Regions from separate parts of the Homo sapiens genome. Here region 1 is linked to region 2. Evidence: read pairs that join two places in POLR2A ChIA-PET (ENCODE). Cell type or tissue: Panc1. All regions are shown on one strand. Links, peaks and the distances in the headings refer to the core of each region. The heading gives the core; the rest is flanking DNA. Region 1 has its middle 46 kb from the start of SNORD61. Region 2 overlaps ARHGEF6 (Rac/Cdc42 guanine nucleotide exchange factor 6).

Region 1 (15,277 bases), core at 5,580-10,579, 82 kb before region 2:
GCAGTGAGCCGAGATTGAGCCACTGCATTCCAGCCTGGGCCACAGAGTGAGACTCCATCTCAAAAAAAAAAAAAAAGATCACTTGAAAACAGGAAAACAATAGAGAAACCAATAAAACAAAAATTTGTTCTTCTAAAATGTGGTACATATACACAATGAAATTCATCCATAAATAAAGAAGAAAATCTTGTCATTTGTAACAGCATGGATGGAGCTGGAAGATATTATGTTAAGCAAGATAAGCCAGGTACAGAAAGACAAATATTGCATGTTATTACTCATATTTGAGAGCTAAAAAAAAAACATTGAACTCATGAAGATAGAGAGTAGAATGATGGTTACCAGAGGCTGGGAAGAGTAGTGGGAAGAGAGGATAAAAAGTGATGGTTAATGGTAGAAATACAGTTAGATACAAGGAATAAGATCTAATGTTCACTAGCATGATAGGGCAACTATAGTTATCTCTAATTTATTGTATATTTTGAAATAACTGAAAGAGTGGAATTTGGAATGTTCAAAGGCTTGAGCTGATGGATACCTCAATTACCCTGATATGATTATCATACATTGTACACATATCAAAATATCACATGTATCCAATAAATAAGTACAACTATTATGTATCAATAACAAAATTAAAAATGTTAAAATCTATGTTGCAAAAAACCTGGTTATTCTTTTTTTTTTTTTTTTTTTTTTTTTTTTTTTTGAGACAGAGTCTTGCTCTGTCATCAAGCTGGAGTGCAGTGGTGCGATCTCGGCTCACTACAACCTCTGCCTCCCTAAAACTAGTTATTCTTAAAAAATGAAAATAAAATTGATAAACCTGTAGCAAGACTGACAAAGATAAAAAGAGAGACAACGTAAGTACCACTATCAGGATTCAAACAGTGATATCACTACAGAGTCTATAGTTGTTAAAAAAATGAAAAAGAAAATATTAGGACCAACTTGACACTCATAAACTTGACAACTTAGAAGAAACTGGTCAGTTTTTCCAAAACCATGCAGATACCCAAACTAAATCAAGATAAAACAAATTGAGCCAGGCGCAGTGGCTCATGCCTGTAATTCCAACACTTTGGGAGGCTGAGGGGAGGTTCACTTGAGCACAGTAGTTTGAAAACAACAACGGCTGGGCGCGGTGGCTCGTGCCTGTAATCCCAGCACTTTGGAAGGCTGAGGCGGGCAGATCACCTGAGGTCGGGAGTTCGAGACCATCCATGACCAACATGGAGAAACCCCATCTCTACCTACCTAAAATACAAAATTAGCCGGGCGTGGTGGTGCATGCCTGTAATCCCAGCTACTCGGGAGGCTGAGGCAGGAGAATCGCTTGAACCCGGGAGGCAGAGGTTGCAGTGAGCCGAGATGGCGCCATTGCACTCCAGCCTGGGCAACAAGAGTGAAACTCCATCTCAAAAAAAAAGCAACAACAACAACAAAAAACCCCCAAATCATCAGAATAGTCCTTTAACCATTAAAGAAAATGAATTCATAACTAAAAGGCTTCTAAAAAAGAAATCTCCGTGCTTATATCACTTTGTTCACTGAAGAATCATCCCAAACATTTAAAGAATTAACATCAGTATTACACAATCTCCCCCCAGAAATAGAAGAGGATGGAACACTTCCTAGCTCATTTTATGAGGCCACTATTACTGTGATCCCAAAACTGAAGAGAGCACAAAAGCAAAAACTATAAACTAATGTCTCTCATAATAAATGTGGAAACAAAAATCCTTAATAAAATATTAGCAAATCAGGCTGGGCCCAGTGGCTCACACCTGTAACCCCAGCACTTTGGGAGGCCAAGGCAGCCAAATTGCTTGAGGCTGGGAGTTCGAGACCAGCCTGGCCAACATGGGGAAACTCTGTCTCTACTAAAAATACAAAAGTTAGCTGGGAGTGGTGGTGCACGCCTGTAATCCCAGCTACTTAGTAGGCTGAGGCAGGAGAATTCGCTTAAACCTGGGAGGTGGAGGTTACAGTGAGCCGTGATCATGCCACTGTACTCCAGCCTGGGTGACAAAGCCAGACTGTCTCAAATATATATATATGTGTTTGTGTGTGTGTGTGTGTGTATCTCAAATGCAGCAACACACAAATTATATACCACAACTGTGATGATTGATTTTGGGTGTCGACTGGTTAAGGAATTCTGGAAAACTGGTAAATAATTCATTATTCTTAATGTTTCATTAAGCACCGAGCCCATCCCTCTTCTGCTTAAAGGGAAACTCAGGTAGTTTGGCATTTGATTAGAATGATTTGGCTGCTCCAGGTGTGTCTGTGACGGTGTTTCCAGAGGAGATTGGCATTTGAGTTGGTGAACTGAATGGACAAGATTTGCCCTCATGTTGGTGAGCACCGTTCAATCAGCTGTGAGCCTGGGTGTAACACAAGGTTGGGGGAAGAAAAAAATTCTTGCTCTTTCTTCTGGAGCCAGGTCACCCTTCTTCTCCTGCCCTTAGATTTAAGAAATCCAGTTGTTTCTCTGGCCTTTGGGACTCACACCAGCAGCCACCTGGGCTCTGGGGCCTTGAGCCTCAGGCTGAGCATTACACCATCAGCTTCCCTGGGTTGGAGGTCTTTGAACTGGAACTGAGCCATGCCACTGGCTTTCCTGGTTCTCAGACTTACAGATGGCCTATTGTAGGACTTCTCAGCTTCCATAATTGAGTGAGCCAATTCCCCTAATAAATCCCTTCTCATATATCTCTTTCTATGTATATTCCATTGGTTCTTTCTGGGGAACCTTGACTAAAACAGGTTAAGAGATTTAAACCAGTAATGCAAGACTGGCTCAATATTCAAAGATCAATTAATGTAGTCCACCATATCAATAGACTAAGGAAGAAAATAGGCTGGATGCGATGGCTTACACCTGTAATCCCAGCACTTTGGGAGGCCGAGGTGGGCAGATCATTTGAGGTCAGGAGTTTGAGACCAGCCTGGCCAACATGGTGAAACCCTGTCTCTACCAAAAACACAAAAATTAGCCGGGCATGGTGGCACACACCTATAGTCCCAGCTACTTGGGAGGCTGACATGGGAGGATCGCTTGAGCCTAGGAGGCGGAGGTTGCAGTGAGCCAAGATTGCGCCACTGCACTCCAACCTGGGCGACAGTGAGACCCTGTTCCCCAAGCCCTCCCATCAGCCCCCCACCAAAAAGAAAATAATATTATATTGATTGATGCAGAAAGCATATACAAGATTATTCAAAATTTTTCATGAAAAGGAACAGTCTCTAAAATACTTAAAACAAACTTGAGAAAGAATAAAGTAGGAGAAATTACTCTACTTGATGTTAAAGGCTAATACATAAATCCTATAATCTGGACAATGTGGTATTGGTTGAGGGGTAGCCAGCCATAAAGATTAACAGGACAGAATAGACAACCCAGAAATAGACCCACACAAATATGCCTAAGACATTTGTTGTTTTTTGTTTTTGAGGCAGAGTTTCGCTCTTGTTGCCTAGGATGGAGCGCAATGGCATGATCTTGGCTCACTGCAACCTCCGCCTCCCGGGTTCAAGTGATTCTTCTGCCTCAGCCTCCCGAGTAGCTGGGACTACAGGCATGCACCACCACACCTGGCTTGTTTTTTAGTAGAGATGGGGTTTTGCCATGTGGGCCAGGCTGGTCTTGGACTCCTGACCTCAAGGGATCCGCCTGCCTCAGCCTCCCAAAGTGCTGGGATTACAGACATGAGCCACCACGCCTAGCTGCCTAAAAGATTTTTGACAATGGCATAAAAGTAACTCAAGGGAGGAAGAATAGCATTTTTAACAAACAGTGCTAGAACAATTGGACATCTAGGTTAAAAATAAAAAAAGCTAATCTTAACCTAAACCTCATGACTTATACAAAATTAATTCCAAATGGATCTCATATTTAAATATTAAGTGTAAAATTATAAAACTTTTGGGAAAAAAAGTATGACAAAATCTGTTGGACCTAAAGACAGGTGAAGAGTTTTTGGATTTGACACCAAAGTGCAATCCACAAAGGAAACAAAATGGATAAATTGAACTTCATCAAAATAAAAAAATTTTGATCTGCAAAAGACCTTGTTAAGAGAATAAAAAGACTAGGCCAAGACTGAGAAAATATTTGCAAACCACATATCTGACAAAAGCCCTGGATCTATAATATATAAAGAGCTCTCAAAATTCAACAGTTAAAAAAACAAGCATTTCAATTAGAAATTGAGCTAAAGAGGGCCGGGTGTGGTGGCTCACACCTGTAATCCCAGTACTTTGGGAGGCCGAGGTGGGTGAATCACCTGAGGTCAGGAGTTCGAGACCAGTCTGGCCAACATGGTGAAACCCTGTCTCTATTAAAAATACAAAAATCAGCCGGACGTGGTGGCAGGTACCCGTAATCTCAGCTACTCGGGAGGCTGAGGCAGGAGAATCGCTTGAACCTGGGAGGTGGAGGTTGCAGTGAGCCGAGATCTTGCCACTGCATTCCAGCCTGGGTGACAGAGCGAGACTTGGTCTCAAAAAAAAAAAAAAAAGAAAAGAAATTGAGCTAAAGATATGAACAGACATTCACTGAAAAGGACAACGGATGGTAAGTAAGCACATAATAAGATGGCCAACATCATTAGCCATTACAGAAATGAAAATTAAAACTGTAGTGAGATATCGCTATATAACTATCAGGTTGGCTAACATTAAAAAAAATAGTGACAACCTGTATTATTCCATTCTCACACTGCTATAAAGATACTGTCTGAGACTGGGTAATTTATAAAGGAAAGGGGTTTAGTTGACTCACAGTTCTGCATGGCTCCGGAGTCCGCAGGAAACTTACAATCATGGTGTAAGGGGAAGCAGGCACATTTTACGTGGTGGCAGGTGAGACAGTATGTGAGAAGGAACTGTCAAACACTTATAAAACCATCAGATCTCATGAGAACTCACTCACTATTGTGAGAACAGCATGGGGGAAATACCCCCATGATCCAATCACCTCCCACCAGGTCCCTCCCTCAACACGTGGGGATTATGTAGATTACAATTCGAGATGAGATTTGGGTGAGACACAGAGCCAAACCATATCAACACCATATGCTGGTAAGGACTTACCAAGCTGGATCACTCATACATTGCTGGTAACAATGTAAAAGTGGTATAGCCACTCTGGAGAATATTTTTGTAGTTTCTTAAAAAATTATACCTCACTTACTGTATGATACGGCAAGTGCACTCTTGGGCACTTATCCTAGAGAAATGAAAACTTAGGTTCATAAACCTGTATGTGAATGTTGAAAGCAGCTTCCTTCCTTCCTTCCTTCCTTCCTCCCTCCCTCCCTCAAGCAGCTTCCTTCCTTCCTTCCTTCCTTCCTTCCTTCCTTCCTTCCTTGTTTCCTTCCTTCCTCCTTCCCTCCCTCCCTCCCTCCCTTCCTTGACAGAGCGTAGCTCTGTCACCCAGGAGGCTGGAGTGCAGTGGCGTGATCTTGACTCACTGCAACCTCTGCTGCCACCACCCCTGGCTAATTTTTGTATTTTTTGTAGAGACAGGGTTTTGCCATATTGGCCAGGCTGGTCTCACTCCTGACCTCAAATCGATCTGCCCACCTTGGCTTTCAAAAGTGCTGGGAGTACAGGCATGAGCCTCTGTGTCTGGCTGAAAGCAGCTTTCTTTATACTAGCCCAAACTGCAAATAACCCCAACATACTTCAATGGGTGAATGGTTAAACAAAATGTGCTATATCCATATCATGAAATACTACACAGCAAAAAAGAATGTACTATCAATACATGCAAATACCTAGATAAATCTCCAGAGAATTATGCTGAGTGAAAAAGTCAACCTCAAAAGGTTGCATAATGTATGATTTCATTTAAATAACATTCTTAAAATAACAAGATTATAGAGATGGGGAACAGATCAATAGTTGCCAAGGAGTGGGGCATGGAGGGGCTGAATGTGGCTATAGAGACTGAATGAAGGAGCATTATCATGATGGAACAATTCTACATTTTGATTGTGGTGATGATTCCATGAATCTACACATGTAAGAAACATGTAGATTAACACCTGGCCTCTCATCAGAAACAATGGATGCCAGCAGGCAGTAAGATGATATATTCCAAGTGCTTAAAGAAAAATCTTTCAAGCAGGAATCTATATGCAGCAAAAGTATTCTTCAAAACTGAAGGCAAAATAAATTCCCAAACGAATGATAAAATATATTGCTAGCATAACTGCCTTACAAGAAATTAGAAGAATAAACCCAAAAGAAATGCCAAAAGAAGTTCTTTAGGGAGAAAATAATGAACACTAGAGATTAAATCTAATCCACAGAAACAAATGAAAAGCACAAGTAAAAGTAATTATGTAGGCAATTATAAACCGTGTAAGGTGTATGTATCTCCACACACACACACACACACGGAGTTTTCTAAAAGTTCATGGAATTGCAATATTATGAAAAAACTATACATGGATTCCAAAAATTTTAGCATCCAAATAAACTTGCACTAACTTGTTATAACATACCTTAACAACCTCTAGTTTGAGGTATGAAAAGGATAAGACATCAGTTTGGAAATAGCCTCTATCAGAGCAACATGACTTCTGCCAAATTTGAAGTTAGAACAAACATTATGGTGAAGCTTGGGTGGAAGAATGGTGAAATCATTGATGCATTATGAAAAGTTTGTGGGGACAAAGCTCCAAAGAAATCAGCAGTTTACAAATGGATAACTCATTTCCTTTTTATTTTTTGAGACAGGGTCTTGCTCTGTCACCTAGACTGGAGTACAGTGGCATGTTCATGGCTCACTGAAGCCTCAACCTCCCAGGCTCAAGTGATCCTCCTACCTCAGCCTCCCTATTAGCTGGGACTACAGGTGTGCACCACTATGCCCAGCTAATTTTTGTATTTTTTGTAGAGATAGAGTTTCACCATAATGCCCAGGCTGGTCTTGAACTTCTGCAAGTGATCTGCCCGCCTCGGCCTGCCAAAGTGTTGGGATTGCAGGCGTCAGCCACTGTGCCCAGCACGGATAACTCATTTTAAGAAGGGATGAGACAATGTTGAAGATGAAGCCCACAGTGGCAGACCATCCACATCAGTTTGTGAGGAGAAAAGTTGCTCCTTCAGTTGGTGCTCTTTCAATTAAGGCATGAGTTCATCTTGCTCATGCCCTAATTGAAGGAGTACCTAATAATCACCAATGATCAGCGACAGAACCAATAGCCAACATCATAGACCCTTCAGTTGGTTCCGCTCACCCAATTCTGACTGAAAAACTAAAGTTGAGCAAATTTTCTACTTGATGGGTGCCAATACCATTGTAGCCAGATCAGCTTCAGACAAGAACAGAGCTTTCAAAGGAAATCTTAAATAAGCGGGATCAAGATTTTGAAGCACTTCTTTGAAGACTTGTAACAGGATATGAAACGTTGCCTTACCAGTACAATCCTGAAGGCAAAGCACAAAGCAATGGCTACCAACAGTTGGAGTGGTTCAGTCAAAGCAAAAGCACAGTAGTCAAGAACAAAGGTCATGGCAACAGTGTTTACAGATGCTCAAGGCATTTTGCTTGTTGACTTTCTGGAAGGCCAAAGAACAATAAAATTTGCTTATTATGAGAATGTCTTGAGAATGTTAGCCGAAGTTTTAGCAGAAAAACACCTGGGAAAGCTTCACCAGAGAGTCCTTCTTTACAATAACAATGTTCCTGCTCATCATTGTCATCAAATAAGGGCAATTTCGTGAGAATTTTGACGAAAAATAATTAGGCATCTGCCTTATAGTCCTGATTTGGTTCCTTCTGACTTCTTTTTGTTTCCTAATCTTAAGAATCTGTAAAGGGCACCCATTTTTCTTCAGCTAGTAATATAAAAAAGACAACATAGACATGCTTAAATTCCCAGAACCCTCAGTTCTTTAGGGATGGACTAAATGACTGGTATCATCCCTTACCAAAGTGTCTTGAACTTGATGGAGCTTATGTTGAGAAATAAAGTTTATATTTACTTTTTTTTTTTTTTTTTGAGATGGAGTTTTGCTCTTACTGCCCAGGCTGGAGTGCAATGGCATGATCTCGGCTCACTGCAACCTCCGCCTCCCGGGTTCAAGCGATTCTCCTGCCTCAGCCTCCCAAGTAGCTGGGATTACAGGTACCCGCCACCACACCCAGCTAATTTTTACATTTTTAGTAGAGACGGAGTTTCACCATGTTGGCCAGGTTGGTTTCGAACTCCTGACCTCAGGTGATGCATCTGCCTCGGCCTCCCACACTGCTGGGATTACAGGCATGAGCCTCCATGCCTGACCTTACATTTTTGTTTTTAATTCCATTTTTCCCACAAACTTTTTGAAGTTCCTTATATGTGTATGTGTACAATTAATCTTTTCTTCTCTTAATATGTTTAAAATGATTCCATAAAACTGCAATTATAAAATCATATTCTTAGACTTTTAACATATAAAGATGTGATATATGCGATTTTTAAAATTTTTTAATTTTTTACTTTTTGAGACAGAGTCTCACTCTGTTGCCCAGGCTGGAGTGCAGTGGCACAATCTCAGCTGACTGCAACCTCTGCCTCCCGAGTTCAAGCAATCCTCCTGCCTCAGCCTCCTGAATAGCTGAGTAGCTGGGATTACAGGTGTGCACCATCACGCCCGGCTGATTTTTGTATTTTTAGTAGAGGTGGGTTTCATCATGTTAGTCAGGCTGGTCTCAAACTCCTGACCTCAAGTGATCCACCTGCCTCGGCTTCCCAAAATACTGGGATTACATGGGTGAGCCACCGCGCCCAGCCAAGATGTGATATATATGATGATAATAGCATAAAGAAGGAGATAGGGATGAAACTACATTACAGTAAGTAAATGACACCAAAAAGAATTTGAAACTACAGAAAAAATTGAAGAGTACCACAAATGGTAAATATGTACGTTAGTACAAAAGAATTGAGCAACCACTAAAAAAACAAACCCTCAAAATAGAGAAATCATTCAACAAAGGAATTAAAAAGGTACAGTAGAAAATATATGTTTAATACAAAAGAAGAAAGTAAAAGAGGAACAAATGAACATAAAAGATGAGACATATAGAAACAATTATCAAAATGGCCAACATAAATCCAATCATACCAATAATAAATGTGAATGGATTAAACAACTGAATCAAAGGAAGATATTGTCAGAGTGGGAAAAATATCCCAAGATCCAACTATATGCTGTCTACATGAGATGTACTTTAATTTCAAAGACACAAGTAGGTTGAAATTAAGAGGATGAAAAACGATGGCCGGGCATGTTGGCTCATACTTGTAATCCCAGCACTTTGGGAGGCTGAGGAAGGCAGATCACTTGAGGTCAGGAGTTCGAGCCTAGCCTGACCAGCATGGTGAAACCCTGTCTAAAAATACAAAAATTAGCCAGGTGTGGTGGCAGGTGCCTGTAATACCAGCTACTCAGGAGGCTGAGGCAGGAGAATCACTTGAACCCAGGAGGCAGAACTTGCAGTGAGCCAAGATCACGCTCTTGCACTCCAGCCTGGGCGACAGAGTGAGACTCTGTCTCAAAAAAACAAACAAACAACTAAAAACAAGAAAAAAGATGTACCATGCAAACAGTAAACATAAGACTACTGGTATGGTTATATTAATATCAGATAAAGTAGACTCTAATACACAAGGAAATGTAACTAGAGAGAAATTAAAACATTATATAATGACTAAAGGTCAATTCATTAGAGACATGAATTATAACGATAATTATAAACATGTACACATACTCACCACAGGGCCCCAAAATACAAGAAGAAAAATAGAATTGAAGACAGAAATGAAACAGTTCAAGACTTCATTATTGCTCTCAGTAATGGATAGAACAAACATTCTGAAGACTTGAGCAATGCTATAAACTGACATTTTGTTTTTGTTTTGTTTGTTTTTTTTTCAGAGTCTCACTTTGTCACCTAGGCTGGAGTGTAGTGGCACAATCTCAGCTCACTGCAACCTCCACTTCCCGAGCTCAAGCGATTCTCGTGTTTTAGCCACCCGAGTAGCTGAGACTACAGGTGTGCACCACCGTGCCTGGCTAATTTTTGTATTTTTAGTAGAGATGGGGTTTAACCATGTTGGCCAGGCTGGTCTTGAACTCCTGACTGCAAGTGATCCACCCTCCTCGGCCTCACAAAGTGCTGGGATTATAGACATGAGCCACCACGCCTGGCCAGTATTATATTAAATGTCCAGAACAGACAAATGTGTATAGATAGAAAATAGATTAGTTGTTCCTTAGGCTTAAGGGAGTGGAGATTAACTGCAAATGAACATTAGGGATCTCCTCTGGTTGATGGAAACTTTGTGGTAGATTGTGGTGATGGTTGTACATACAACCCTGGAAATTTACTAAAAATTGTTGATTTGAGCAATTACACCAGTGAATTTTAAGGTATGTAAATTATGCCTCAAGAAAGCTGTTTTTAAAACATTGAACATGAAAATATGATCAATATCATTAGTTATGGAAATGCAAATTAAAACTACAATGAGATATCATTGCATACCCACTAGAATTGCAGAAATAAAAAAGCACACAGTAAAGAATTGTTGACAAAGATACAGAGAAATGGTAATCCTCATAAATTCCTGATGGGCACGTACATGGTATACTCACTTTGGAAAACAGTTTGGCAATTTCTTAAAAAGTTAAATATAAATTTACCATATGACCCAGTAATTCCTCTTCAAGGTGTATACCCAAAGGGAATGAAAGCACTTGTACACACAAAGACTAGTGCAAGAATTTTCAGAGCAGAATTATTCATGATAGCCAAAAAGTGGAAACAACCCAAATGTCCGTCAACTAAGGGCTGGATAAACAAAATGTGGTATATTCAAACAATGAAATATTATTCAGCCATAACAAGCAAGGAAGTGCTGATACATGCTCCAACCTAGATGGACCTTGAAAACATTAAGTGAAAGAAGCCAGTCACAAAATTCTACAAATGGTATGATTCCATAGAGACAAGAAAGTAGTTGCTTGGTCCTCATGATGGAGAAAAGGAGTAACAATAAATGGGATCTTATTGGGGTTATAAAAATATTCTAAAGTGGATTTATGATGATAGTTACACAACCTGGTAAATTTACTAAAAATCAGTGAATTGTACACTTGAAATGGGTGCATTATATGATATGTAAAATATGTATAAAGACAGTTGAAAAGAAAAAAAAACTACTGTTAAATGTTAGGAGGTTGTACTGATTACTGTTGTTCTGCCCAGATCCTCTCAGATTCCTTTAACAATTTCTTGAACTCCTTCCCTGGCTTTTGTGTTTATTTACTTCCTTTTCTTTTTAGACAAAGTCTTGCTTTGTCACCCAGGCTGGAGTGCCGTGACACAATCTCGGCTCACTGCAACCTCTGCCTTCCGGATTTAAGTGATTCTCCTGCCTCAGCCTCTCAAGTAGCTGGGATTACAGGCACACGCCACCACGCCTGCCTAATTATTGTATTTTTAGTAGAGACAGGGTTTCACTCTGTGTTGGCCAGGCTGGTCTCAAACTCCTGACCTCAGGTGATCTGGCTGCCTCAGCCTCTCAAAGCACTGGGATTACAGGCATGAGCCCCCACGCCCGGCTGTGTATATTTACTTCTAAAGGCCTGTACCTTTGCCTCTCTGGCTCTCTTGGAAGCCTGTTTTAAGGAGCTGCTTTGCTTGTATGTGCAGAGAACTGACAATGCCTGAGAATTTACATTCATATTTTTGCAACCCCACCCCTTTCCACTTGCAAGTTCTGGATAGTCTTTACCAAATGAAGGTTATTGAGGGAAAGTATGAAAGTTTAATTCCTCTGTCTTGAGTAGGGACAAACCCTGTGACATAATTTACACTTGGCATTCTCCTGTGGGATCATGTGGAAGCAACCCTCCATAGGATGTTGCCTGAAATTACACATTTGCTTAGCTACTTCCGCTTTCCTGTCCTGCTTCCTCCATTTCCTTATTGAGGTCTCCTGGGAGCACTTCCTTAAATTAACTGCATGTACTTGAATCCTCATCTCAGAGCCTGCTTCTGGGGAGCCAACCCAAGACAAGGGGGATTACTTATTCCTAATTTACCCAGTTTTCAGGTGAAGGGACACATATTCAGGTAACACTCCAGGCTTTTCTATGCCCTTCGCTGCTCCTCATGGGAGGAGGAGTGACATGCTAAATTGTGATTTGGGACTAAGAATTTGGCATCTGTGACTTATCCCCTTTCTTTGGGGTATTCCTGCCTGCAGGGAGCATGTGCTATGGTCAGTAGGCTTAAGGAAAATGGCTCTGCCTTTGCATGAAAGGCCCAGAAGCAGAGCCTGAGGCAGGCATTTAGGTGTATGTGATTTATTGAGGGAGGGCTCTTTAGGAAAAACCTGTAAAAGAATGAGAGTAGGAAGATACAGGGGAGGAATGTGTGTGGTCATGGCCTGTAACATGTCAGGAGTTGTTTCATGCAGCAATGAGGAACTTGAGGAGTTTTTCCATTAGGAGGCAAGGGAGTTAGGCCTATCAGTCAGTCATTGGTCATTATTGGCGGTGGTGGTGAGGGGTGGGGGTGGGAGGTGTTTGGATTTCCCAGTTGTCTTCAGAAGAGGTGGCTCCCCTTAGCAAAGGGTAATTATTTGGACATGTTTAAAGGTGTAAACTGTTAGCCACAGCACTCAATGTAGCTGGGGGATGGATGCATCAGTTAATGAAGGTGATCAATGAAAGGCACCAACAGTGTCTACTATAGTTCATTCCTTGGACCAATCAGATCCACTTGCTACTTCCTATTAAATTCATTCTATTTGGGCATGGTTTTTCCAGGATTCTAGTTGGTGGGAATTCCTTTGGGAAACTTGCAAGAGGAGATTTAAACAAACCACAGCCTTGACTGCTCTGATTGGTCCTGAGACTTTAACTGATATTCTTTTTTCCTTCTTTCATCACCCATTCTAGATTTCCCTAACTTGTTTGGTTCTTCTGCTGGTTTAGGTGGCTTTCCTGATGGGGTGACCTATACCCTCATTGCCGTGGGTCTGAGCCCATTTTCATGCCCTTATCAAGTCTGTGGTTGCTTCACTTGCCCATTCATGGCTAAAACTGGGCATTACAGTAGCAAGAGATGCCCCAATTGGTCACATGAATGCCAAACATACTCTTCCCTGCTCATATTATATAGCAGCAACTTTACGTCCTCATGATAATCTAGGGCCAATTCCCACTGTCAGTATGGTAACTCTTTTTCATACCTGTTGATCTATTGGCAGAAGGAGCCCAAGTGACCAGCCAATACGTGTAGCTTTAGGTGTAGTTGGACTCTTGCTACGTCTCTTTGTGGAAGTGATCCCCATCTGGGAACTGGATCTTCTAGATGCATAGATCCTAAGGTTGTAGAGACAGGAAGCATAAATCCTCAAGTAGTTCATTAGGAGTGATGGTGAGAGGGTCACTCTTACTTCCATGTCTTGGTTCTTACACCCATGTATTTTTACCTGTTGGGGCCAGAGCACTATATAATGATCTCTGAGTTAGAGGTAGAGTCAGTGAGCTTTTTCTATAAAGGGCCAGACAGTAAATATTTTAGACTTTGCAGTCCATATGGTCTCTGTTGCTACTACTCAACTCTGATGTTATAACATGAAAGCAGCCAAAGACAGTATGTAAACAAATGAGCATGGCCATGTTCCAATAAAGTCATATTTATCAAAACAGGCAGTGGGCTGGATTTGGCACGTTGTCCATAATTTGCTGATCCCTGGTTTAGAGTACAGATGCTCCTCAACTTTGTTAGTCAAAAATGCATTAAATACACCTAGCCTAGTGAACATTATCGCTTAGCCTAGCCTATCTTAAACATGCTCAGAACACTTATATTAGCTTACAGTTGTGCAAACTCATCTGGCAACATTGTACACTGTAGAGGATTGGTTGTTTACCCTCGTGATTGCCTGGCTGAGTGGGAGCTGCAGCTTGCTGCCCCTGCCCAACATCACAAGAGAGTATCATATTACATATCACTTCCCCAGGAAAAGATCAAAATTTAATATTCAAAGTGTAGTTTCTACTGAATGTGTATCACTTTTGCACCATTATAAAGTCAAAAAATTCTAAGTGGAGCCATCATAAGTCAGGGACTGTCTGCATATACTGCATCTTGAAGGATAGTGCCCCATCCTCACGGGGATTGTTTCAAAGCTGGTGCTTCATCTGTGCCTTTAAAGTGCCTTTTTTTTTTTGAGACAGAGTTTTGCTCTTGTAGCCCAGGCTGGAGTTTAATGGCACAATCTTGGCTCACTGCAACCTCTGCCTCTCGGGTTCAAGAGATTCTCCTGCCTCAACTTCCTGAGTAGCTGGGATTACAGACGCCCGCCACCATGCCCGGCTAATTTTTATATTTTTAGTGGAGACAGGGTTTCACCATGTTGGCCAGGCTGGTCTCGAACTCCTGACCTCACGTGATCCGCCGGCCTCAGCCTCCCAAAGTGCTGGGATTGATTACAGGTGTGAGCCACTGCAACCAGCCCTAAAGTGCCCTTCTATCACTCTATTACACCAGCAGCCTCTGAATGGTGCACAATGTTGTAGGGCCAATGAATTTCATTGTTGTGTGTTCACTGCTGCATCACAGTTTTCATAAAGTGGATCTCTTGGTCTGAGGTGACATTAGGAGAGATCCTATGTTGGTAGATCAGATACATCATGATCTCAGGTAGTGGTGCTGACTGAGTCCTTGCAGGCAGTGAAGGCAAAATTTGTATGTAGCATATGTGTCAATCTCTGTCATAATGAACCACTGACCTTTTTAGAGGGAAGGGGTTGAATGTAATCATTTTGACCCCACATGACTGGTTGATATCCTCAAGGGATGGTGCCATATTGGGGACTTGGTGTGGTTTTTGTTGCTAGAAAATTAGACATTCAGCCACAGCCATCTCTACATTAGTCTTGGTGAGAGGAAGCCAATGTTGTTGGGCATGCATAACTTCCGTCTTTGCCACTGTGGCTACTCTATTGTGCAAGCACTGGGATGGCAGAGGACAGACTGGCTGACATCTACTGGCCAGATCATCCTGTCCTCTTGGTCATTTAGTGCTTCTTCTGCAGCAAATGCATTCTGATTAATGTTAAAATGAAGAGACAAAACCCTTCACACTTTGTACCCATTCCCATAGTTCCACCCATATGCGTTTTCCCCAGACCTCCTTGATCCCAATCTTTCCATCTTTCCCTTCCAATCCCCTGACCAACCAGCCAAGCC
Region 2 (15,277 bases), core at 3,454-8,453:
TGAGGTCATGGTGCTTTGTGATGGCATTTAGAGGAACCTCTATTACCTGGGACAGGCAAGCAGTTGCAGATGTTGCCCACACTCAGCACACAACTTAAAAAATTAACAACCGTAGAGTCTGAAGCACCTTTGGTCACCTCGTGGTCACAGAGCTTAATTTTGCTGATGAGCACAGGTACATCTAATTTTAGATGTTACATGTTTCCTGGAAAATTGCGTGGAGATTGTTTTTTTTCTTTCCTAAGTGATATCTCTTTCTGAGTTTATTATACTTTCTGCAATACTTTTTCTTCAAGTATGATTAATCATCTATTGATGAGAACAGCTAAACTCTCATTAATTAACCAAATATCTATTGAGTGCCTACTGCGTGACAGGCACTCTTCTAGACACTGAGGATCCAGAAGTGAAAAAAAAATTGACATCATGGGGCTTACGTTCTAGGCATAATTTACCTTTATAAGTCTCTCTGACAGAGCATCCTGTCAATCAACCAATGAATGGTTATTTATCAAGTATTTCGTGTATGTTGAATATTGGGGCCAGGTCTGTGGGGGAATGCGGACTTCAAAGAGCCTACCTTTTAATAGGAAATTCAGGACTAATCTCAGTACCTGCATAATGAATAAAGAATATTGGGCTGATAGACCACTGACAGCTTAAATTTACAACATCTCTACAGACTATAAAGCTGTAGCTGTTTGGAAAAAAGAAACATGAAGGTAGGTCAGTGAGGACATTATGGATAGCAACAGGTGATACTTGGAAGGGCTGCTGCTGAAGGCGACTAGCAGTGGCTCTTTTGTTTCATGGCCCTCGTTTCTCCCTAGTCTTTGTGTGGGGCTATTTACCACCAGTCTCTGCTGTAAATTCTGGTAGGCTCTGGGGCTCCTACCCTAAATCTTAGTAGCTGCTAGGAAAGCAGGGACCAAGGGAGCCTTCTCTCCATAGGTGAGGCTCCTCTCTAACTGCCTGGATTGTTAAACAGGCACGGAGGAGCTGCTGACTACTGAAATTTCTGAGGGTATTCTCACGGACTTCATATATTTACCTTGATTCTCTCATCACTAAGAGTTCTAAAATAAATAGTACCCTGAATGTCTAGGGCATTTGTTCATCTTTTATATGAAGGGACAAGGAAAAAGCATAAAGGATGTTGGACATTGATTTGGGAACACATGTCTGGCCACTCTTCAATGTAAAAACAAATTATTTTCCAAAAGTTCATTTTTAAGTGATTATTAGGGACACAGAAAACATTTTCCCATAGAAACAAGGCTCAACACGGTGATTATGTTTTCTGGCTGGCCCACAACAGCCTGTTGAATACTTAATGTGGCTGAACTATAGAACTCACAGAGGCTAAGTGGCAGGTGTGATGCTGTTTCTGGGAAAATGTGTTCCGCATTCCAATTTGGAACACTAGGGAGTCAGTCCCTGTTTCTAAAGGGGTGGGAGTGGGGGCATTGGGGAAGACACCCTCATGTCTGGCACACAGATGCTCCAGCAGCTGAGAGATCACCCATCCACCCCACACCGCAAAACTGGCAACCAGTGTGCTTTTGCAAAGGCTCTGGTGACAGGAGCACAGGAGGAGGGGTGGGAGCCCGCCAAGCCACAATGGCTGGCTGACTGTGAGGCAGCTGAGTCTAGGCCTCCTGCTTCCTGTCCTTGGCTTGGCAAGGGCTATTGACAAGAGATATTTCATTTTTCCCTTTCCTTCATGCCTACTCTCTTTTTGGTGAGATTATTCAAAACCAGTTGTTCCTTCTTCTTTTTTCTTTTTCTTTTCTTTTCTTTCGTTGTTTTTTTTTTTTTTGAGGCGGGGTTTCGCTGTTGCCCAGGCTGGAGTGCAGTGGTGCAATCTCAGCTCGCTGCAACCTCCGCCTCCCAGATTCAAGCCATTCTTCTACCTCAGCCTCCTGAGTAGCTGGGATTACAGGTGCCCACCACTGCACCTGGCTAATTTTTGTATTTTTAGAAGAGATGGGTTTCACTATGCTGGCCAGTCTGGTCTCGAACTCCTGGACTCAAGTGATCCACCTACCTCGGCCTCCCAAGGTGCTGGGATTACAGGTGTGAGCCATTGTGCCCAGCCATCAGTTGTTCTCTTTTGCTCTCCCTTTATTTAATCCTGTGACTGGCCCCACTAAGATGCCTATATTGTTCTTCATTCATTCCCCTCTTACCTGAACACTTAATACTCAACTAAAGTCTCTGTTATAGAGAAAGGGGTTCTCCCCTATAGGAGTGCTAACAAGGAAGAATGGGAGTCCTATGGTGATGCTGAGGTAGCCGTCAGGGAATGAGATTTGTGACTTAATGAAGAGTGAGGGAGAAAGCTCAGATCTTGGCTTCTGTCATAGGAGCTCCATGGAGCTGAACTTCCTGGCTCTAGATTCTATGAGGTTCGAGTAATCTAGGAGTCCATATTAGTTATGTAAAGTGACTTTATAGAAATCCACAGAGCCAAAAAGAAAACATAGAGAGTTAAAGCTGTCCATGATCACAGTCCAAATGCCACGATGCAGTGGCAGCAAGATAAAGCCAGAATTTATAAATAGGTCATTTAAAAATGACATTTTGAAAAATCAGCTTGTAAACAGGTTGTAAGCATGTTAGGCTGCAATACCCTAGACTCTCTTTGCTCTGATTCTGTAGTACTCAACACATTTCTCATTATAATTTAGCTCACCAGAGAGATTTCTCTATTGGGAGAGAGTGCCCTGGCCAGAAAATGGGAGTATTTAATCTTCTTAGTGCTTCATTTATTTTTAGTAAAAATTAAGAAATTGGCCTTTTGGTTTATGCATTGGCCTTTTATGAGCTTGGCTAGTGTGAGTCCATTCTCAAGAGCCTTGAGAACTGAAGACCTGATTCTGGGCCTTGGGGACCCAGCCAAGATGCTGCCTTTAAAAGCTCCTATTTAGATGATGGACCACAAGACCTCTCACTGAGCTCCTTTGCTCAAAGACACTTTCCAGATGGGAAATGGAGCCTCATAAAGGTAGTGTTGCTTTCCTAAGGTCCTCACAACTGCTCAATAGTGACAAAGCTGAGATTGGAGTCAAAGTCTTCTGACTCTCACATCAGTGCTCTTTCCAATACACTGTATGTTGTTTCAGCTACAGGCACAAATTAGATCTTGGAGAGAAAGGGAGGAAATAAAAGTTGAGAGCAAGATTTGCTCCCTTAAGTTTGGTCCATATCAAATAGGAACAGCTATTATTTAAAACCAGGCAGAGTAGAAATGCCATCCACTATATTCTAGTAAGTGGAATACCAGTGGGTAATGAATCCAATTTCTGAGCTAAGAGCATTATTTGTTGCTGACTTTGTGACTGCTTTTAGTAGGAGCTATGTGCACACATCCCAGATCACGTTCACAGGGCCAGGAGCGGTACCACCCAGTGAAATATGACTAAGCAGCTCAGATTTGCTTGCTCTGTTGCACTATGTAATGACATTTCCACCAAAGTTCAGGGGTTAACAGAGGCAGTGTGCTCAGCTGTGAGAATTAAAGAATGTGATTCAAGATGAGCTAAGTTAATTTAAGATTTTGTTCAATAAGAGCAATAAGAACAAGGAAGAGCTGGAATGTTCCTAAATATTTGGAATCTTTTTTAAAAAACAGGCTTGAAATATAAGCTATATGTCCTTGTGGTCCCAATGTATCACTTGCTTTTCAGTTGATTAGACTTTTAACTCTTGAGTAATGGAACCTATTATAATCACCCCCAACCTTAAATTACCTTTAAATAGCAGTTGATTGGGTGTTACTGAAACCACATGACATTAAAGATGACCAGTTCTGAACCAGGGTAGGGTATGCCTTCTTTTCTTAACTAAGATGTGGCTAGACTGCTGTGACTGGTTAACTCAGGTGGTTAGAGCATGATGTCAAGAAAATCAGGAGGCTAGGTGTCATTGCACGTGGCACAGATGTTTTAGCTTGGTTCTGTAATCACGAGCTGGACCCCTACCAGACCAGGACCTCACAAATATGGATCGTGGCTCACGAGGCAGACCTGGTTCAACAAATAGGAGGAGCTTAGTGTAGCTTTTCCCCTCTTTTGGCAAATGTGGCCAAGTGCCTCCTAGGTGAAGGCTGACCCTTGAAATGGGAAGGACAGCACAGGAATTAGGCAAGGCCCCTGTGGAGACAGTCTTGTAATATGGAAAATTTTCTCTTTGCTACAATTAGTTGAATTAATCATTTTAGAGGCTATAACAAACTCGATGCAGATGATACAGATGCTACTTGTATTGACAGAAGCAAAGGATTTCTTTTCGCATACAGACTCATGGATTGCTTTTTCATTTTTTCTCTATGTCTCATGGAAACATAAGGTGTACATGCAGGGCTACAATGCCCCTCAGAGCATTTTCTTGTGTATCTTTATTGGCTCCATCATTTTCCTGCCCTGTGACTTAACTACTCTGAGTCTTAGTTTACTCATCCGTGGAATGGGGAAAATAATTGTACTGACATCATGGGCTTGCTGGGAGAATCAAATGCAAATAAAAAAATATATTTGTATCTTAGTCTGTTCAGACCACCAGAACAAAAAGCCATAAACCAGGTAGCTTATAAACAATGGAAGTGTATTTCTCATAGTTCTGGAGGCCAGAAATCCAAGATCAAGACATATTTAGTATCCTGGTGAGGGCCTACTTCCCTATTCATAGATAGTACCTTCTCTCTATGTCCTTACATGGTGGAAGGGACAAGGTAGCTCTCTGGGGCCTCTTGGATAAAGTCAACAATCCCAGTCATGAGAGCTATGCCCTCATGATCTAATCACCTCTAAATGCCACCACCTCCAAATACCATTATACTGGTGATTAGGTTTCAACATATGAATTTGGGAAGGGCACAAACATTCAGATCATAGCAATATGTATGTGATGTCCAAGCGTGGTGCCAGGAACATAGCAGGAGCTCAGTAAATCAGTAAACAGTAGCTATAAGATAAGTGAGGGAATGGAACAGGGAGTTGGGAAAGTTTATTCTCATATGCTTCCTGGCTTTTTGCAGTTTAGGGAAAGTGTCATAAAATAGCATACATGTTGAAACTGAGAACTACTCCAAAAGGTTCTATTTGTAATGCTATAGAAATATTAACTTCTTGCAGTTTACATTGGCAGATCCCCAATAATTCACAATTAACACCTGGTGTTTAGTGGTTTGCAAATAGGTTTTGCTGTCATTGGGGATATCTAGAATAAAAAGCTGTAGGGAAACATTTAAAAATTAAATGTCTGGGCTGGGCGCGGTGGCTCACGCCTGTAATCCCAGCACTTTAGCAGGCTGAGGTAGGTGGCTCACTTGAGGTCAGGAGTTTGAGACCAGCCTGGCCAACATGATGAAACCCCATTTCTACTAAAAATACAAAAACAAAAACAAAAACAAACAAACAAACAAACAAAAATTAGCCGGGCATGGTGGCAGGTCCCTGTAATCCCAGCTACTCGAGAGGCTGAGGCAGGAGAATTGCTTGAAACTGGGAGGCGGAGGTTGCAGTGAGCTGAGATCATGCCACTGCACTCCAGCCTGGGGGATACAGTGAGACTCTGCCTCAAAAAAAAAAAAAAAAGTTTGATTTCATCTACTGATGTAGGAATGCAACTTAGGTTGGCTATATGTAAATACTTAAAATATCTTTAATAAAGTTTAATCCCTGTCTGTCCTATTGGTTAGAGTAAATGTTTTTATTGTTGTTAGATTTGAACATTGCATCATCTGATTGCAGGAATGATACCTTGACACCATCTAGCCGTAGTCTAAGAAGTAATACTTTTTTCTTGTCTGAGTCACAGTAGTGGTAAGATGAATGGAGGGAGGGAATCCTGCTGTTCATCTGACCTTCACGGATCTAACTGGAACTAACTGGCTTTTTGTGCACCAAAATAGGTATAAAGAAAGTTCAGCTAATCTGGGACTCAGTCACAAACCAGAGACACTGAACAGACTAGTGAGGCTTGCACAGGGTACTAGAAGATGAGTATCATCATGACTTTGCCATGATTTGACTTTGACTTTGAAAAATTTCATTGAAAATGACTTTGGAAAATTACATACAGCATAAATGTGCAAATTTACATTACCTTTTTAACAAGTTCCAGTGCTTTGCAGACAGAAAAGGGAATTGGTTCTCTATTTTGGATGTATAAATGAGTGGGATTAGTCCTAGAAAAAGTGGTCTGTACTTTAATCTACCTTTCCTTGTTCTTCTCACACCCTCTCTACATTGGGGAATTCTCCTTTGCTTTCTCCTATTTGGGGACCAGAGCCCTTAGTCTTTCTCCACATCAACATCTCTAAACTTGGTCTCACACTGCTCATTTCCACTAAGACATAAATAACTGATAGTGGCTGAAAATGTTGTGATCCCTCCAGATAATATTTCCATTTTCATAGGGGAGCTCTCTGAAGTGCATGGAAGAAAGATCTAGGGTGGAATTTTCAATATCATTCAATTTAGGACTTAGAAGGTATAGTGTGGTGAAGGGTGTTTGTGGTTGTATCTGATTCTCCAGCTACTCTGAAATAATAATGCTTAGGCGTTGCTTTCTCTAGCAGTTCCCAGAGGCTTCTTCCAACTCCTTCCTCTGTAGTTTCTAGTGCCTCAGAATAGGCTTGCAGCAAGAACAGTGTCCATGGATAAACTTGAGTATATTGGGGTTTTCTCAAAAGAGAACCGAGTACAGTTCAGGAAACTTCCCTCAAGCAGATGCAATGACTCTTCTTGATGCACATTTCATTTTCTGATTAGTTTATTTATTTTCAAAATCAGTCAAGTACTTGTACAAGTGAATAATACCAGTGTTGCCATGTATAGGCATTTAATAACCCTGGATAAGGAACAACTAAAACCAGAGGGAGAGGTTTTTTATCACAACTTTTGCTCTCATGCCTTATTCTGCTAATATTTAACTTCTGCTTATTATTTTAGATCTACTCATCTCTACCACACCCACCCAAAACATGTATCCACATGCACACACACATGCACACTCCCATTAGGACTGATGGGCTAAAAACAAGTGATTTTTTTTGCTTTGCTACTATTTTGGCATACATGTCATTAACATTTTCCCAGTTGATCAGTTCTAAGGGAGACTCAATAAGTCTGAAATCCCCGGAGATACTAGACACTCTCTCTAGTCTATTGCCTCTTGTTCACCCAGGCTTTGACAAACTAAAACAAAACTCTTGTCAATGTATTTCTGGAAAAGTTTGAATTTTATATTGTAGCATTCAGAAATATATTTGGAATGTGTTGTTGTTTAACTCTTTAGTAATATTAGCATTACTCTTTTACCAGAAATATATTAATGTCTCATTTTTAGATGCATCTGGGCTTTTTGGTCATTTTAACTTTGAATGCAAAATATTCATTGATTAAATGAATAAAGCAGTGAATCCTAGAATAGGCAGACTTGTGTAGGTTTGCATTTGCATGTATCTTTATTGACCCCCCAAAACGTGAAAAATTGATATTATATATTTTCACTCTAAAAACAGATTATAGGTTTTCAAGAACATGTACAAAAAAGATAGAAATTTGTCTTGATATGGTTCCCAGAAAATATGCAGCTTAAAAATGGAACAAATGGCTCTACCTAATGGGAAGACAGACCCTTTAAAATCCTATGCCCATTACCAATCATGTCCCATATGAAAAGGTACATTTTATTTCCATCACCACATTTGGGGAAAAAATGATGCAATCTGTTTTCTTTAAGAGACTTCTAGACATCCTGGAACAAAATGTTTTTAGAAGGGGCATTTCCATCCAGAAGGTGGGCATCTGGTTACCTTCAGATATGCATACTTACATTGTTGGCTGGCAAATTAATAGATTGTACCTGTGCATGAGAACACTTCTAATTTCAAATATACATATTTGAGACTCAATATATTTTAACACACTGACTACATTTCAAAGGTAACAGGTAAATTGTATTGAAAACAACATCTGATTGGTATCTTCACTGGGGACAATAGCATATCAGATTGACAGTTGACTGGTAAAGTGAAATGTATTTCCTTAATGTGTTTTTTGCCAAGAGTTGAGTAGTATTAGACAGGCCAGAGGTCATATTTGGGAAAGTCATCTAAAGCCAGGAAGAGCCCATAGGCCCAGGCAGGCAAATACTTGAATTCATGATGAGCTGAGAGGGGCAAGGTCAAACAGCAGAAACAGAACTGAAGCTGGGAGCAAAAGGCAGACCTGGGCAGAAAGTTTGGGCAACATGGAATTGGGATCCTAGGCAGTTGGGATGCAGCGGGTGGCAGTTGGGAGGAAGGAGAGCAGAGAAAAAGGCACTTTTGACAGTGACTCAACTAGGCACAGCTAATAAACTGTACAGATGCAACCATGTCAAAAAGGCTCCACCTCCTTATTTATGGACTGTCGAGGACATTATGTAGGTGATGGGCATTGATTGTAACCCATGCATATGAGCTTCCTGTAACTGGGCTGAAACTATTGATACATTCAGGCCAGAAGAGTGGGTCTGAGTATGCACTGTTTATTTCCTGGTGGGCGCTGCCTTCTCAGCTTGGCTCTCATTTCCCATTACTGCTTTGCTCTGACTCACTGATGGCCTGCCACATGTCATTAGGCGGCTCAACTGCTGCTCTCATTTCTCCCAAAGGTATATGGAGGTTTGTGTCTTGGCTTCTACACTTTTTTTTTTTTTTTTTTTTTCCGGAGAGCTGGAGGAAGTGGCCTTTTGATAGTTTTGTTTGTTGAGTTGAATACTTGTAGTGTCTTACGGTTTCAATTTTCCTTTCTCATAGATATTTGATCCTGATGACCTTTATTCAGGGGTCAATTTCTCCAAGGTACTGAGTACTCTTTTAGCTGTCAACAAAGCAACAGAAGGTAAGCCGGGCTTGTGATTTATATGTTCTGGGTGACATTTTTGAATCCATGTGTTTGTGATTACCCTAGGAGCCAACTCTGGCCAGGATTGTTCTCGTGATGCAAATTTTCCCCTTGCTCCCCCAAATACACCCCAACAAATGTCAAATGCTTGAATTTTTCATGGCTTAGGATTTAAAATATACCTATCATAGATGTTATTCTAATGCCCTTAATATAATGATAAGAACTAAGAAACTATTCCATTCAAAGCTCTGAATCACCAACTGAGTATAACAAAACAGAGAAGAAAAAGGAAAGACCAGTTCCCTTTTTCATAGAGTTTACAAAATACAGCCGTCACTTCCCTTTCCCCACTAGAGACATATTTTTCTCATTGTTTTATGTATGCCTTTGTCCATGTAAAGGAACCCCTCAGTAGCCTTGCACCAAAAATGAAATCTTGGGGTCATAGGGAGTGAAAATAATATCTTTTATTTAAATGTTTAACACCTACCACACTAGAGGTATTAAATATAAATGCTAGTAAATGTGAAGAAAATGATGATACACTTAGAATGTAGCTTCACTCCTTCCCTGGTATATTTTACCAACAGCTGAATAGTAATAATCATACTTAAAATGCTTTGAGCTCTTGCCCTGGATCTAGGCTGTCATAAGAGCCACAGGTGATCTCATCCAATCCTTGAAACAACACTGGGGGTAGGTATTATTATTATTAGGTCCATATTACAGATAAGGAAAGTCAGGCCAACAGTTGCCCAACTAGAAAGTTAGTCGCTGAGTTGGGATTCAGACCCACATCTGAATGACTACAGAGCCCTTATGCCCAAGCACGAGGCTTGCTGCTCAAACTGTTGTAGAGTCAAGAGGCTGTGTGCCCAGCATCGCCAGGTGCTACAAAAAATGTCAAAGCTATGGTCCCTGCCTTTGAGAAAATTACTGTCTATTTAAGGAGACTCAACTTACCCACGTGAAACAATTAGAGGACAAGAGCAGACAATATAATCAAGTGCCAAATAGGTTAGAGCATCTAGGAAGCTATCGAGTAATTATAGTTTTTGTCAAAAGAGCTGTATATAATAGCAATACAAGTAAAAATACTTCTCCAAAGTTGTTCTTTTGCTATTTGGAAAAAAAAATGCTTTTGAGCTATTGCAAGGCGTATAGCTGAAAGTACAGCTAATTCAAGTAACTATATTTAACACACATGACAACTATCCAGTTCTAGTCAGGGAGGATCGTGTAATTCTAACATTATGCCACACAAATTATACGTTCCTTTGCCAAACTCTCCTAGCAAGTTTTACAGTCTCTTCCCTTGCCACAGATATTTATAAAATACAAGGAGGTGAAAGTTAAAACCCACAGCATCAAGGAAATTACTTGGATACTGAGCTTGTCGCCTAGGGAATGTTTGGGCTTTAGACTTTTGCAGTTTATATCTTTTAAAAATAAATGGAGAGGAAAAGAACCCTTATTGAAATTTGTCAAGAAGCCAGCTCCTCTCTTTTGTATACTCTCAACAAACTGAAAACATCCAGCTCAGCTCTGGCCTGGTCGAATTTCACAAGGTTTCAAGGAAGAGAAGACTCTTGAATCTGATTGTTAAAAAAATTATTCTAGTATCAAGATTACATCTTTCCCAAACACATCTTCTCTTTCACTCTCATTCTCCACCCTGCCCCACACACATCAGGGAGATTTTACATCATATATGCCACACATATTGTTACGTGTGAGTAAGAAATGAGCCACTGAGTTATGGGCCAAAAAACAAAGAGAGAAATTTGAAATATTTCAAAGTAATAAGAGCCACAAACAGCTGTTTGGTACCCAATATAGTTCTGCCTTGGATAACAGGGCATACTGTTGCAACTGGTTCAGGAGGGAAGAGTTGTAGGGAAATGGTTAAGAGAAAATGTGGTTCTGTCGCTGTTTTTCATTCTACTGGAGCACGATGGCCAGTAAGGTTAAGAACAGGAAGTTGGCCACCAAAAAGGGAAGGGGGATTGAAATACACTTGGCATGTTCATAATGATAACAGTTAGAATTACAGCCAGGATGCCTCTGATAGTATCCTGAGAAAGATAATGTTATGCGGTAGATGTTTTTCTGATCTGAGTGGTTCCTTTAACATGCCTTTTCCTCTTTTCACAGATCAGCTATCAGAAAGACCATGTGGACGTTCCTCTTCTCTTAGTGCTGCTAATACTTCTCAGACAAACCCACAGGGAGCAGTTTCTAGCACAGTTTCAGGGCTGCAAAGGCAGTCAAAGACAGTGGTAAGTATAGTCCCCAATTCTCCGTCTGTTTTAAAATCCATAAAATTAGATTGATATCCTAGTTGCATCTCCATATGTGGTGAGACAGCCATCCGGGTTGTTTTGGGCATCACTGAGAAAACTAATTATAAACCGAGCACCAATTCAGGCTGGCCCGAAGGAGCAAATCAAAGGCATGTGGTGGGGCAAAAATCCGGATTGAAGCTCCAGCTCTGTCCCTTACGAGAATTAGGCAAGTCACTTAACTGAGAATGCTATGCAAATGGAAGTCATTATGGCTACTTTCTGATGGCAGTTTGCTGTTAATTTCCCTATCCCTTGTTTTATTAGAACTAAATAGTGCCTGACACATAGTAGGCAATCAATAAATATTGATTAGTATCCTCATTATTATTGCCATTTTTATTTTTCTCTTTCCATTCCTAATGAGGAAGGCTTGATTTTAAATTTCAGTCTATGATGAGCTTCTATATTAGGATCTCCCAGTTGCCTTTTCACTTGCTCTTATTGGGAGCTTTTATTTGGGAGGAAATGCCTCATCTTCTGCTCTTTGGGTGAAACCTTTATTTCCTGTCAAAAGCCACCCACTTGCAGTAAGACATTATGACCTATTACTTCCAAAGCACTTGAGCATGTGGTTCTTAACTTTTTTGGATCACAGATCCCTTTGAAAGGCTGATGAACACTATGTCTCTACACCCCTGGTACCCTCTCAAATTGTATACAAAAGCCCATGTGTATGAACTTATTTAGACAAAAATATGTTGTGCTCATCAGATTCTCTAAAGGGTCTGTGACCCTCAAAAAGGAAGTCCAGTTTATACATGACAGATTAAGAATTCCTGACTTAATATATCCATGTAATAAAACTGCAGTTGTACCCCCTAAATCTATAAAAATAAAAAAATGGAAAAAAGAATTCCTGACTTAGGCAACTATGGGTTATTTGATCTTTGCATATAAATAAGTCTTAGCCAAATTAAGATATCCTTAGTAATTAGGAGATGGGAGGCAGATTTTATGGAGGGTAGGTTAGTACATCTTGGTTATATAATTATGTGGACTGTTTGTGTGTTGAGTAGAGGCAGGGTGGAATAGCTTATCCAGGGTGGAATAGCTTATCACTCTACTTTGTTATCTGGCTTAGTTAAATAGATAATCTTTAGATAATGGGGAGGGGTGTGGAGAGAAAAATGAAAGCTATGACCCACTTCAAAATACAGATTCTCACAAATGCCAAAGTTTACATACTGTTTTGAGGGATTTATTAATCCCTCTGAGACCCATTCATGGATTCCTAAGTTAAAAACTCAGGACTGAGATGGATCTGGGGTTTTGTCTTTGCTTCCTCCACTTTATTTGCCTATATCCATATCATTTCTACCCCTGCCTTATTTAGATGAGTGCTTAATCTGGTGTGGCTTTTGTTTCTCTAGGAGATGACGGAAAATGGAAGTCATCAGTTGATAGTAAAAGCAAGATTCAACTTTAAGCAGACTAATGAGGATGAACTGTCAGTTTGTAAGGGGGACATCATTTACGTCACACGAGTTGAAGAAGGAGGCTGGTGGGAAGGCACATTAAATGGGAGAACAGGCTGGTTCCCCAGTAATTATGTCCGTGAAATTAAATCCAGTGGTAAGTGAAGTTTTTAAAAGGCTTTTTGATTGTGACTCTTGTACTTTCTTGGTATTCTTACTGAAAATTGTGTAGTTTTAATTGGTTAACAGAAGCTGTTTATACTTGTATGTGTATGCCAAAAATAAGAGTAGAACAGAACTGGGAAAAATCTGTGATTAGATATTTTGAAACAAATTGTATTTAGATTACATTAAGGCAGCAGAAAAATAAAAAAAGCAAAGGAATTCAAAGCTCAGACAACTGGTCCACCCTAACTGTATCCCTTTATGTCTACTAATTCTAGCCCATGTAATATAGTACATAGTCCTTCTCACCACTCTAAAACTTACCATGGCAGAATCCAATAATAAGAGAGGCCATGTGCTAACTTCCTTTTTTTAGCCTTAAGCCCTGTAAGCAGACCTGAGACTAAATGCCTCAGACATGAGAGATAATAATGATAGGGCTGCAGGAAGCTGTCTGGCCGCTTTGATGCTGAACAAGATTGCCCTTAACTCACTGAATACTGCTAGCTGTTTACCTTTTTTTTGTAACAATAGCCAGAGAATGAAATCGAATTGCTCTTCAGTAGTCTTTTCTTCTCTCTCTCTCTTTTTTTAATTATTATTTTTAGACAGGGTCTCACTCTGTTGCCCAGGCAGAGTGCAGTGGCTATCACAACTCACTGCAGCCTGGACCTCCCGGGCTCAAGTGATCTTCTTGCCTCAGCCTCCCAAGTATTTGGGACTACAGGTGCACGCCTTCCACACCCAGCTAATGTTTAAACTTTTTGTAGAGACGGATCTGCCTGTGTTGCCCAGGCTGGTCTTGAACTCCTGGGCTCAAGTGATCTTCCTGTGTCGGCCTCCCACGGTGCTGGGATTACAGGCATAAGCCACTGTGCCTGGCCACTCTTCAGTAGTTTTCCTTAGAGTTTTTTTGATAATTCACTTGCCCTTTATTGTTTAAGAAGGTAGGCTCTTCTGATATTGCAAAAAACCCAGCAAACCCTTATACATAAGAATATGTCCCTCACAATACACATAAAACAGCATTTAGTTATTCACATTATTACATCTCTTTACTTTTCAAAAATATTTACACAAGGGCTCTTTTGAGTGGTTAGCTCAGCGCATTATTTCTTTTGTAAATATCTTATTGCTTTTTCAATGCCTCAAAATTGATACTATTAATTAATTAATAAAATTTTAGGCTCACTGTAAGTAAAATGAAACATTCTGGAAATATACGGTTGACTCTATTTTTTTTTGTTGTTGTTGTTTTGAGACGGAGTCTTGCTCTGTCACCCAGGCTGGAGTGCAGTGGCGCAATCTCGGCTTGCTGCACACTCCGCCTCCCGGGTTCACGCCATTCTCCTGCCTCAGCCTCCCCAGCAGCTGGGACTACAGGCGCCTGCCACCACGCCTGGCTAAATTTTGTATTTTTAGTAGAGATGGGGTTTCACCGTGTTAGCCAGGATGGTCTTGATCTCCTGACCTTGTGATCCGCCCGCCTCAGCCTCCCAAAGTGCTGGGATTACAGGCGTGAGCCACTGCGCCTGGCTACAGTTGACTCTTGAACAACATGGGGATTAAGGGCACCGAGCCCCCATGCAGTTGAAAATCCGTATATAACTCTGAGCTCTTGAGAGCTGAAAATTTCTGATTCATTTTGATATTCTTGAAGGCTGGCACCTGAGTGGCATCTCATTAAGGGCTCAATTCATTCAATATGGAGCAGGTACTGGATGAGACACTAAGAATATCAAGAAGCATTCCATCAATTTCATCAAGAGGGAAATATGTGAATATTTGGAGGCAGCTGTCTTTCTCCAGAGTAACTTGGTAGGATTTCCCACACTTTCCTTGCCTTCTCTAGAATGATTTCAATACATAAATTTCCTTCTTCAAACATGTGGAACTTGAAGACCCTTAAAGGCAGTAGGATCATTAGGGCTTATTAGTTACTTCTAGATTCTAGTGTTCAGAGCATTGCTTTATTTTCATCACTGCCCTAAAGTTACGACTTTAAGACTGAGAATAAATAAAACACACACACACACACAAAAAAAAAAAAAGAAAAGAAAATCCATGTATAACTTTTGACTCCTCCAAAACTTAACTTCTAATAGCCTACTGTTGGTTGGAAGCCTTACTGATTGTATGTTATATGTATTGTATACTGTGTTCTTATAATAAAGTAAGCTAGGGAAAAGAAAATGTTATTAAGAAAATCATAAAGAAGAGAAAATACATTTACTCTTAGTTAAGTGGAAGTAGATCATCATAAAGGTCTTCATTTTCATTGTCTTCACGTATAAATGGGATGGGCCTGCAAAGTTCAAACCCATGTTGTTCAAGGGTCAGCTGTATAATGTAGATAATGAAAGTTCCTCTTCTCTTTGCACTCTCCCCCCGACAACCAGAGTTAGGAGCTTTTTCCTAAAGTGTTTAAGATAAAATTAATTTTCACACTTTT

What was found. ChIA-PET counts read pairs that join two places held together with the same protein. Peaks named below come from ENCODE experiments on the same cell type or tissue, not always from the same donor. Only the 100,000 strongest peaks of a DNase experiment are listed, where the experiment ranks them.
Region 1: POLR2A ChIA-PET joins it to region 2 with 9 read pairs; 6 of 35 experiments call an interaction of 5 or more read pairs at or near these places.

The regions. Positions count from the first base shown.
Region 1 is chrX:136,825,716-136,840,992 of GRCh38, reverse strand. No RefSeq gene overlaps it. Among named protein-coding and RNA genes, the nearest start is that of SNORD61, 46 kb to the left of the region's middle. RefSeq lists an enhancer at 5,781-6,282. In Panc1, for the core only: no CTCF peak of the experiment used is centred there; no DNase peak of the experiment used is centred there.
Region 2 is chrX:136,741,125-136,756,401 of GRCh38, reverse strand. ARHGEF6 (Rac/Cdc42 guanine nucleotide exchange factor 6) reads left to right here. Exons shown (of 22, transcript NM_004840.3): 3 at 8,810-8,894; 4 at 11,055-11,179; 5 at 12,616-12,817. Among named protein-coding and RNA genes, the nearest start is that of ARHGEF6, 32 kb to the left of the region's middle. In Panc1, for the core only: no CTCF peak of the experiment used is centred there; no DNase peak of the experiment used is centred there; H3K27ac peaks cover 1,482 bases.